Linked DNA regions of Homo sapiens: all the other regions are linked to region 2. A link is a contact called in ENCODE Hi-C or POLR2A ChIA-PET data. All regions are on one chromosome and are shown on one strand. The core of a region is the stretch at or near the end of the contact, and the rest is flanking DNA. Distances in the headings are between cores, read along the strand shown. Region 1 holds the start of PANX1 (pannexin 1). Region 2 holds the start of LNCRNA-IUR (lncRNA imatinib upregulated). Region 3 overlaps MAML2 (mastermind like transcriptional coactivator 2).

What was found. A loop is a pair of places that touch in the nucleus more often than their neighbours do. ChIA-PET counts read pairs that join two places held with the same protein, here RNA polymerase II (POLR2A). Pooled maps may share reads with other maps.
Region 1: a loop to region 2 is called in a pooled map, with 4 times the contacts of the local background. The contact joins the promoter of PANX1 here to the promoter of LNCRNA-IUR in region 2. A Hi-C loop is called at or near these places in 5 of 50 pooled maps. POLR2A ChIA-PET finds 5 or more read pairs at or near these places in 2 of 52 experiments (Caco-2 and activated CD4-positive, alpha-beta T cell).
Region 3: a pooled map shows a loop between it and region 2 (5-fold over the local background). The contact joins the enhancer-like site here to the promoter of LNCRNA-IUR in region 2. A Hi-C loop is called at or near these places in 1 of 168 maps with a recorded cell type or tissue (naive thymus-derived CD4-positive, alpha-beta T cell), 1 of 37 single-sample maps with no recorded cell type and 6 of 50 pooled maps.

What each region holds. Positions count from the first base shown.
Region 1 is chr11:94,126,762-94,130,131 of GRCh38, forward strand. PANX1 (pannexin 1) reads left to right here and starts at 2,080. Exons shown (of 5, transcript NM_015368.4): 1 at 2,080-2,732. The coding sequence starts at 2,552. RefSeq lists enhancers at 2,013-2,072, 2,393-2,652 and a silencer at 2,303-2,372.
Region 2 is chr11:95,148,561-95,151,971 of GRCh38, forward strand. LNCRNA-IUR (lncRNA imatinib upregulated) reads left to right here and starts at 1,979. Exons shown (of 3, transcript NR_110303.1): 1 at 1,979-3,188. RefSeq lists enhancers at 1,765-2,306, 2,307-2,848, 2,449-2,578 and a silencer at 3,099-3,208.
Region 3 is chr11:96,266,328-96,269,755 of GRCh38, forward strand. All of the region lies in intron 1 of MAML2 (mastermind like transcriptional coactivator 2), which reads right to left. Among named protein-coding and RNA genes, the nearest start is that of MIR1260B, 73 kb to the right of the region's middle. Within about 2 kb of position 1,469, at least 7 of the 41 ENCODE cell types and tissues checked have a DNase peak (open chromatin) inside an H3K27ac peak, as active enhancers do.

The DNA.
Region 1 (3,370 bases), core at 830-3,329, 1.0 Mb before region 2:
CTAGATTCACAAGGTGCCAGGCACTGGGCACTACCCACGTGTTAACTCATTTGGTCCTTATCACAGTCCTAAGAGGTACAACCTTTTTACAGATGAGAAAACTGAGACACAGGAGAGTCAAAGAACTCCCCAAGACTAATAGCTAGTAACTAGTGTGGCTAGTATTATGGGAGAATTTCACAAAGGGACCTAATCTAGTCTGTCTACTTAGGGAAGGCTTTCCCAGGGAAGTGACATCAAGCTGAGGCCAGAAGGGTGAATAAAGGTGGGCCAGGCAAAGAGGCCACTGTGGGGAGTGTTTTGGGTGGGAAGGCCTGGAGGAGGCCAAGGGCTTAGCTAACTTGAAGAACTGAAAGGAAAGCAGTGAAGCTGGTGGTGAGGTAGGCAGAGGCCATGCTAAGAAATTTGTATTTTATGCTAAAAACAATGTACACTTTAAGTAGAAAAGATGATCCGACTGGAGTTTTGAAAAGCTCATCCTGGCAGCTGTAGAGGAGAATGGAGGGGGACCCTGTCTCACATATTTCCTATATGTGGTTAGGAGACAGGATGGTGAGTTGAATTGGGTATTGGCAGTGCAGGTGGAGGGGTGTCAGATTTGCTATATTTAGGAGAGAGAAGCAAGAGAATTTGAAAATTGGTTATGGCAGCTGTGAGAAATGGAGTGTTGAAGATGGTGCTCCAGGATTCCGACTTGGGTGCACAGGTGGCTGGTGGTACATTTAGTAAGATGGGGAAGATGGAGTTCAGGTTTAAGGGGAAGATGAAGACTGAAGTCCTGGCCGTTATGAGTTTGAAGCCCTATGAGCCATCTACGCGGAGAGAGCTGTATACGCTCTTGGATGTGTGTTTAGCGGCCAGGCTGGGGTGGAGAGGTACATGTGGGAGTTGAGGCTTGTATCTGTGGACCCACAGAGAAGGGAGCCAAGCCCTGCCCCAAGGAGCCCTCATGTTTGCAGGTCCTGCCTGCTTCAAATGTTACTGGTGATAACCTACATGTCACATTTGACAGGGCTTCCAAACTAAGCCATCTAAGAAAGGTCTTATGATTCATGGCTTAGATCCTGTCCCTGAGTAAAAAATCTTACTGTGAGTCCTTCAAATCCTTTTGTCAGTTCCTCAAACTGCTGATGTACTGATTAGTATGTAAAATACTGACATTGAAAAGAACACTGACTTGTTTCTGAATCATATAAACTTTGATTTTCTTGTGCACAAAACATTTTAGCCTGTATGTTGTCATCTGCAGCCAGTGACTGTAACCTGTGTACCATACCCTCCGATGAAAAAAATCCCACCTCTGATATAAGGGGTCCTCCTCCCTTTTCCTAAACTTTCTTCTAAAACCCTTCCAACGTGTAACAAATTTTGAAACATGCCCAACTTTGCTGGTAAGTCTTCTTGGGTGGATCCTCACATTTAGCTTCCAATAAATCAAATTATTTCTACTTCAACAGCCTTAATTTCCGTGGACACTGGTCAGAGTATTTCCTCCTGTCTTTCCATCATCCACTTCCTATGAGCTGTTCAGAAGCAGCTCTCTGCAGCCCCAACACCCACCTACCTGCAGGCCCCCCTCTCTCTGCTGGCTCCCGGAACAAGGCTCTGATTGGGATGGCAGAGGAAAGAGAAACGGGACCAGCAGCGCTACTCAGGCCTCGAAACTCCACACTCACTACCGTTTCCGCGCCACCCTCTCACGCGGAGCTCCTGGAAGGGTCCAGCGCTCCCTCTGCAAGGCACCGTCGGTCTACACCGCTCGATTGGCCTTTTATGGCACTGACTGTTCTTTGAAGCTTTTGCAGCTCCTTCTAACCCGATTTCACCGTGTTGGAAATGTTGGGGGTGGGGCGTAAAGGGGGCCATCCCATCCACAGAAAGAGTCGCTTGCAGAAATGATTTTAAAACTCCCGGGTGCCAGGACGTGAGGAGAATCCGGCAGGGAGGGACGGGAGAATTTCCAAAGGTGCCGCTCAGTGGGAAAATCCCTTTGTCAGAGAGTGGCCCGAGGGGCGCGGAATGCAGCCGCGCCCACCCCGCCCCGCGTCACCGCGTCTTCCGGAAGCTCCACGCCCCTGGGTACTTGGTTTCCCCGCATGGTTCCGGAAGAGCGCGGCGCAGCTGGCTGTGAGCGCAGGGCTATCCCGGCGGCCGCTTCGGCAGCCAGGGCGGCGCGGAGGGGCAGGGCCAGAGGGAAGCGCTTTGTTCCGCGCGTGGTTCCCGCGCCTGGGGGTGCGCGGGAGAGGCGCGAATCCGAGTGCCGCGCGCGGCCCGGGGACTTGCACGGGCGTGCGGGGTGGAACCGCAGGAAGCGGAGCTCTCGGGTTCCCGCCCCGCCCCGCCCCGCCGGCGGCGGAGGCAGCGAGCGCGAGAGCCCAGCGGAGTCGCTGGGAGCCTGAGGCACCGAGACACAAAGGCAGGCGGGATGCGGGAGCAGGCAAAGGGAAAGCGAAAGCCGCGCGCCCGGCCGGTGACTGGGTGAAGGCGCCGCGCAGCTTTCCCGACGCCGGCTGTACCCGGACCTCCTGGTCGAGCCTGGCGCGCCGCAGCCATGGCCATCGCTCAACTGGCCACGGAGTACGTGTTCTCGGATTTCTTGCTGAAGGAGCCCACGGAGCCCAAGTTCAAGGGGCTGCGACTGGAGCTGGCTGTGGACAAGATGGTCACGTGCATTGCGGTGGGGCTGCCCCTGCTGCTCATCTCGCTGGCCTTCGCGCAGGAGATCTCGATTGGTAAGCCTCGCCCAGGACGGAGGGGAGTGGCCGCCCCGGTCTGGCCCGGTGAGCTGCGATTTTACGGCTCACAGGCCCGAGTCTGGGTACGCCCAGCTGTGATGGTCGTGAGCGTCAGGAAGGGCAGTGGCCCCAGTTTTATGGTCCAAAGCGTTCTTTGCCCAGGTGTTTCATTGGTACCCTGGTCTACTCTGCTCGCATCCCTACTCCTCAGTTCTTTTGTTCCTCATGCCCCTCTGATCGGACTGTGGCTTATAGTTTATGTTCCACCCTTAGAACTGGCACCTTGCCACCAGATTTGCCAAGAATAGCTGTGTCCCCGTTTTTCACCCCTGTCTCCTACATATTTGTCCAGCCGCCTAAAATTTTACACCAGAGAAGTTCCTGAGTGGCTACATGGAGGATGTGAAGACCGGTGCTCCATGAGAAGTGTGTTCTTTCAGTGTCTTACATATAATTGGTATTTGCTGAGATCTTAGCTCTCTAGGGTTGTGAATGATAGGAAATATCTGCACTTGGCAGGCATTAGAGGGATCCTCAACTTGGACGGTCTTACAAATGTGAGATGAACAAGTCCCCTTCCTGTAAATTATCATTTGAGCTTCATAACAGTTGTGTGAGATTGGAAAGTCTGGTGG
Region 2 (3,411 bases), core at 729-3,228:
ATGCAAAAGAAGGGGAATTAGATTTCATCTGTTGATGGAGGAATGGCAAGGTCATTTCTGAAGAGCAGCTGAGATGGAAAGTATTTTGTAGGCATTTATGGAAAATGCCATCTGCCACAGTAGTTACTATTAATATCTCTTTCTACACAGGAGAAAATTTCACAATGACCTAGCTAAGTTATATGATTAACCTGCTTGTTCAAGATCAGCCAGATCCAGATGTCATCTAATTTAGTAACCATTGTACTTCACTTAGGATAGTGTTCTAAAACTTTAATAAGGAAGGAGTCACCCCTTTCAAAAATGCAGTATTAGTATCAAGAATATGAAAACATAAATTCTAGTAAAATTTATAAAGTAGAAATATAAATTCTAGTAACACTTGGGATGCCATGTTCAATAAATATTACTGAAGGAGGAGCTAACATCTGCTGCACTGCTTCAGTGGTCCAGGCACTCATACACTATATATAAACTCACTTAATCCTCACAGTTATCTTTTCCCCCCAGATGAAAGTGAACTTTAGAGGGATTAAATGCCTTGCCCCAAACCAAGTAACCACTTAGCGACAGAGCCAGGGTTTGAACACAGTCATGTCTCAGTCCACATTCCATGTGCTTTCCACTGAGCTCCATGTTACAGGTTGGGCTCCCCAGGAATCAGTCTCTGAGATGACAGTAGCATGCAGGAAGTTAGCAAAAAAGTGCTCAAGGGGAACACACGTGGGGAAGGGGAAAACTCAGGATTAGGCAAAGGAGAAGGTGGGCAGGTAGAACTAGAGCCAAGCAAATGCCAGCCAGCCTTTTTGGAGGGTTTGGGTGGATAACGGACAATGTCAAAAACAGCATTAATTTTCAATCCTGGGTGGTGGAAAGACTATATATATGTATGTATATATGTATGTATGTATGTATGTGTATGTGTGTATGTATGTGTGTATGTATGTGTGTGTATGTATGTATGTATGTATGTATATGTATGTGTGTATGTGTGTGTGTGTATGTATGTATGTATGTGTGTATGTATGTATGTGTAATTTCTCTATGTCAGACACTGCTGGGTTTGTGCTCCCCTCTATAATCTACTGATTGTGGGACTTCACACGAGGTACAAAACATAAGTGACCTAATAAGCCCTCTAGACAGGGCTTCAGGGAGGAGCCAAGGCTGGCACATAGTCAGAGGGCAGGAAAAGTTCCACTCCCTCCGTGTGATTAGGAGGGCTGCTTTGTTTTCTTCCCAGGCAGAGACCTCAAAGAAAAGTGTGACTTGTGGCAATCATTGGAATGCTCTAACGGGAGGGAGCCCTAAGCTAAGGGGAGGGGCTGTATCAGCCCCGGGAGGGCGAGGGACAAAGGGGCATTGTTTCCCTGGAGGGCAGGCTGGGGCAAGGCTGACTCCACTGCCGGCCTGGGCGTGGGCAGGTTTGCTCCCGGGAGGAGAAGGCCTCCATCCTGGCCCACAATAGCCAACCCAAAACAGTTCTGGCAAAATTAAAAGACGCAGGAAAATGCCAGCGACCGTTTATTTTCTCCTAGGGTAGATGGGGGAGAAAGCAGCTCCTTTTTCTGGGCTGAATGGAGTCTCAGGGAGGGGGCTAGGTGACAGCATCGCCCTTTCCTCTCCGGCTATTGCGCACCTTCTGGAGCCTCGCTCAGCCTGCTCCCTCCGGCGTAATACGCCAATGCTGCTACCCACAACGCACAGACCAGAAACCAGGATAGACAGAAGCCTAGAATGGCCTGGCATCGAGCAGGCCCAGCGCAAACGCAAGGTCTCTTCCTCTCCTTTCGGTGAACCCCACGCCCAGTCCCGAGAGAGAGAGCGGATGCTCATTTCCGAAAGCTGGCAATCCTGCAGTGGCCACTGGAAAAATACATATACGTGTGTGTGTGTGTGTGTGTGTGTGTGTGTGTGTGTGTGCGCGCGCGCGCACACAGTGCATATCGTGCCCATCTACAAGGAAACCTGGAGGCTCCACAAACAACTTTGAGTCCCGGGAGGGCGGAGGTGGAGAGAGATTCTCCGCTTGGATAAGGGCGGCTGGATAGCCGAGTACTCTCTTTTGGGGCTGTTGGCCGTCTCCGGAGTCTCGGGAGCGCCTTGATGTCCCTTCCCAGGGCTCGGGTTCCTTTGAGAGAATCAAGAGGAAGGTGTTTTTCACTAGGACTCGCGGTGGGCCCCACCTGCCTACCGTGGCCGGCCGGGAGCTATTACAGCAGGGTCTGCCCGTCCGACGACGGCGGCTCCAATCTGGGGTCCCGCCGGCGCCGACCCCTCAGCTCTCTCCCGATACCTGCTGGCCTCTCTCATCTTTGGTGGCACTCGCCGCCACGGGGACGGTGAGATCAAAGAGGTAGACCTAGGCCAGGAGGGACTGCCAGGGCTCCTTCCCGCGGGCCAGCCTCTCGTCCTTCCTCCCGGGACGGGGCTCTTTCCCTTTCTCCGGATGCGGGCCTTTGAGAGTCAGCGACGCCTTAGACTCCTCCCAGAAAAATGCACCCTCATCTACCCAATTCTGCCCTACCCTTTGGAGCTCCTGGACCCTCTAACCGCTCGGTGGGGTCAGAGCCCACCCCCGGAAGGGCCGCTGGTCGGGGACTGGTTCGCCCTCTCCTGGCCTCCTCGGACCAGTGCGCGGGGAGGATCCCGCTAACGCCGGGCGCCTGCAGACCTTGAGCGGCCTCGCCCTGGTGACCTCCCCGGGAAAGGCTGGGCGGTGCTTCCACAATGAGGGCCACCTGTTAATTTGCACGAGAAAGTGCTGCCGAGGGCCCACACGTGCGAATCCACCTGTGGAGTGCGTCCCCTCTCTGGGGCCAAGGCCTAGGGGAGGCCGAAGCGGAGAAGTTGCCTGAAGACTGGGAAGTAAGAGTAGGGGCGTCGGAGGAATCGAAGTTGCAGTGACATCAGGCTCGGACAGCCGGCGGACTCCTCGCAAGGTGATCGGATACTTCCGAGAGCCCCACAGTCCTCCTGGGCCTTTGCCCTCGCGTCTGGGATGCGCTCGGGCGCCCCCAGTCTGCGATGCGTTCGTACCTCCAGTAGGGTGACGTTTTCGCCGGGCCCCTCTGCGAACAGTCTCCGCCCTCCTCCACTGTGAGATATTTCACAGTTTCACCCGCAGAGGGCAACCTTATTCCAAGTTCCCGAGCGCCCTAGGCCTCTTTCTCCTCCCTGCCTAACTGGTGAGGTGGGACTTCAATGCCTTTTAGGTTTACAGTCTTTTCCTCCCCACGGCTTCTCTTTCCTCCCCGTCTCAGGCACTGGGCATTTCCAGTCGATCCAGCAGGTCTGGCTTCTCTCACATATGCAGTAAGGGTTAGGGGAGAAGGTCCCAGCTCCTCTTGTCTCTAGCAGAGTGTAAACTGGCTCTGCTGAGGAGGTGGCTGTGCTTTTATTCCTTCTCCT
Region 3 (3,428 bases), core at 219-2,718, 1.1 Mb after region 2:
CGGGAGGTCGAGGTGGACAGATCACGAGGTCAGGAGATTGAGACCATCCTGGCTAACACGGTAAAACCCCATCTCTACTAAAAATACAAAAAAATTAGCTGGGCGTGGTGGTGGGCACCTGTAGTCCCAGCTACTCGGGAGGCTGAGGCAGGAGAATGACATGAACCCAGGAGGCGGAGCTTGCAGTGAGCCGAGATGGCACCACTGCACTCCACCCTGGGCAACAGAGTGAGACTCCGTCTCAAAAAAAAAAAAAGAAAAACAACATATTGGTGCGATTCTGAGCTTCACTGACAAAGTGAAATTGACTACCTCTCTAACTGATTAACTATATCTCAATTTCAAATACTGACCACAAAGGTAGAATCTAATTATGAACTGACATATTAAGACCTAGGTGCTTAAATGGTAGGATGTACTTATTCTAGGCTTCCTGTGCTATGACAGGCTTTTACTCTTATGTGGTTAGGTATGTTTCCAGGGACATGCCTCGGTGAATATCACACATGGAAATGTGGTTAATAATGAGCCCCTTCTGTGATGGAATTATTATTCAAGGTATATAAATTTAGAAATACGTGAGGCTTAATAAAACATAACGTTATTGAGAAGTAAATCTCCCATTGAGCAAATCATACATTATTTCACATAATAGGTCCACAGATATTTTTAAGAGAGTGAATGAAAGGCCATGTAGCCTGCTGAGGAACAGTATGTCCCTAATGTATAGTTTTATATATGTGTAAAACCTAGGAGAAAATAAAGCAGATTTCCTTGCAGAGGTAGCAAAATTGTCAGCTACTTGGACTTTCAGGGAAAATACACAGTATTTGAAGAAAACAATAGTGGAGTCAGTGCCAAGCTGATGAGTAAAGTACAGAAACACATTATAATGGAGATGAGCTGGTTTAAATAAGCCCTAAGACAATCAAAAAATTATGTCTCCACTAAACAAAATTTCTATCCCACATATTAAGACTGTGACACAAATAGACAAAAGAGAGGAAATACATGATTATAGATGCTTAATTCGGCCAACACAAACACAGCATATCCATTTCAACACTGTGTGGAATTATTCAGCTTCTAGCTAGGGGAAAAAAGAAAAAAAGCATCAGGAAAAACAAAAACAAAAACAAAATCAAAATCCTTTCCTACAGTTCCCTCAAGGCAACCAGAAAGTGAAACTTAATTAAACAAGTGAAATGTAATTACCTAATGCTTACCGCACATGGTGCTGATTTTCACTTCACATTCTAGGTTCATTATTAACGGGCTGGTGCTGCCCAGAGGTAGGAATAAAAATTCTATGTAGGGGTAACCATTGGCAGGGAGCAAGAGAAGGAAAGTGCTACCTGTTCTGACCTCCCTACAGGGGCTCAATTCCTCCAGTCACTAGTTTCAGCTAGTCACACTTCAGGCTGAGACTGTGAGTAGAGTCTAATTATGGGAGGGCTGTCCCTCAAGCATGGTGGGAGGTAACCCCACTCTCTGGAGGAAGCTGAATCTGAATCTGGGGTTTTTTACACCTCTCAGGACCTCACTGTGATTGCTCACTCAGCCCACTTGCTATTTTCATGCACTGTTTAGAACAACTCAGCAGTTTCTTTTATAGGAAGAGGCATTTGACATAAGGCACCTGTTGAAACAATTTGAAATGTGATTTCATCATGACTCTGGAAACATGGAGATGGCTTTCTTTTGTTGACAGGTACATACATTCAGAACCAGAAGGATGCCATCTCTGCTCTCTATGATTTCATTTTATTATGAAGTTTGATGCTATAATGGTATTTGGATATCTTTATTTAACTTTGTATTTCCCTTTCTACCATAGCATCTTTAAGCATACATCTTAAAAAGTAGGCTGGGTGCACTGACTCATACCTGTAATCCCAGCACTTTGGAAGGCTGAGGAGGGAGAGTCACTTGAGTCCAGGAGTTCGAGAGCAGCCTGGGCAACATAGCAAGACCCTGGTCTTGACAAAAAATAAAATAAAAATTTCAAAATTAGCCAGGTATGGTGGTGTACTCCTGTAGTCCTAGCTACTCCAGAGGCTGAAGTGAGAGGATGGCTTGAGCCCAGGAGTTTGAGGTTACAGTGAGTTATGATCACACCACTCCAGCCTGGTGAGAGAGGGAGACCCTGTCTCAAAGCAAAAAAGTAAGTAAATATTTTTCCTACCTATGTGGCTTCCAAGGAACAAACATTTGAAAAATCAAAAACCCTACTTACAAGGAAAATTGGTATATGATATGGTTTGGCTGTGTCCCCACCCAAATTGCATCTTGAATTGTAGTTCCCCTAATTCCTATCTGTCATGGGAGGGACCCAGTGGGAGGTAATTGAATCATAGGGGTGAGTCTTTCCCATGCTGTTCTCGTGATAGTTAATAAGTCTCACGAGATCTGATGGTTTTATAAAGGGGAGTTCCCCTGCACACGATCTGTTGTCTGCCGCCATGTAAGATGTGACTTTGCTCCTCATTTGCCTTCTGCCATAACTGTAAGGCCTCCCTCACTATGCAGAACTGTGAGTCAATTAAAACTCTTTCCTTTATAAATTACCCAGTCTTAAGTATGTCTTTATTGGCAGCAAGAGAAGAGATTAATACAGTATATACATCAAGCAAACACTAAATTGCTCGAATAAATGCATATTTGGATTAGAATAAATCTCTAAAACTGAGAAACATACTCAGAAAGTTATGAAACAATATAATGTTGGCATCATAATCCACTTCATTCATATACCATGGAAATGACTTGGTTATTTTTATTGGAACTGCTAGAGGGAATCAAATATGCACAGACTTTTGAGAAATTTCAAGTTGCCTGTTATTGAAGATGATTAAGACGGATGACTTCATGGTGGGCATACTGCATCAGGTAAGGGATTGAACTAGGTTTCCTCTTAGCTCTTTTCCAAAGTGTCTATGGTTCTGTGAATCTGGTGAGATTTCTATGGTAGAAAGTCACATGAATCATCATTGTAGGTTTATGCTTCAGCTCTCCATTCAGCCTAAATAGCTATTGTATGTTATGTTCCTGAGAAGGTATTAACATGGTTGTTACTGAAGGGACCAAGGCTATTTCCTTCTGTTTCCTTCCACTCACTTTGGCATGTCCTAGTAAGTATATATATAATCCATTAAAAACCTCTTTTTGCTTTATTTTTTGAGGTACATTCTTTTTATTTTGGGGGGAAATGTCTTGCTCTGTTGCCCAGCCCAGAGTGCAGTGGCACAATCTCAGCTCACCGCAACCTCTGCCTCCTGGGTTCAAGTGATTCTATGCCTCAGCCTCCTGAGTAGCTGGGATTACAGGTCCATGCCACTATACTCAGCTAAGTTTTGTATTTTTTATAGAGATGGGGTTTCACCATGTTGGCCAGGCTGACCTCAAACTCCTGACGTCAAGCGATCTAC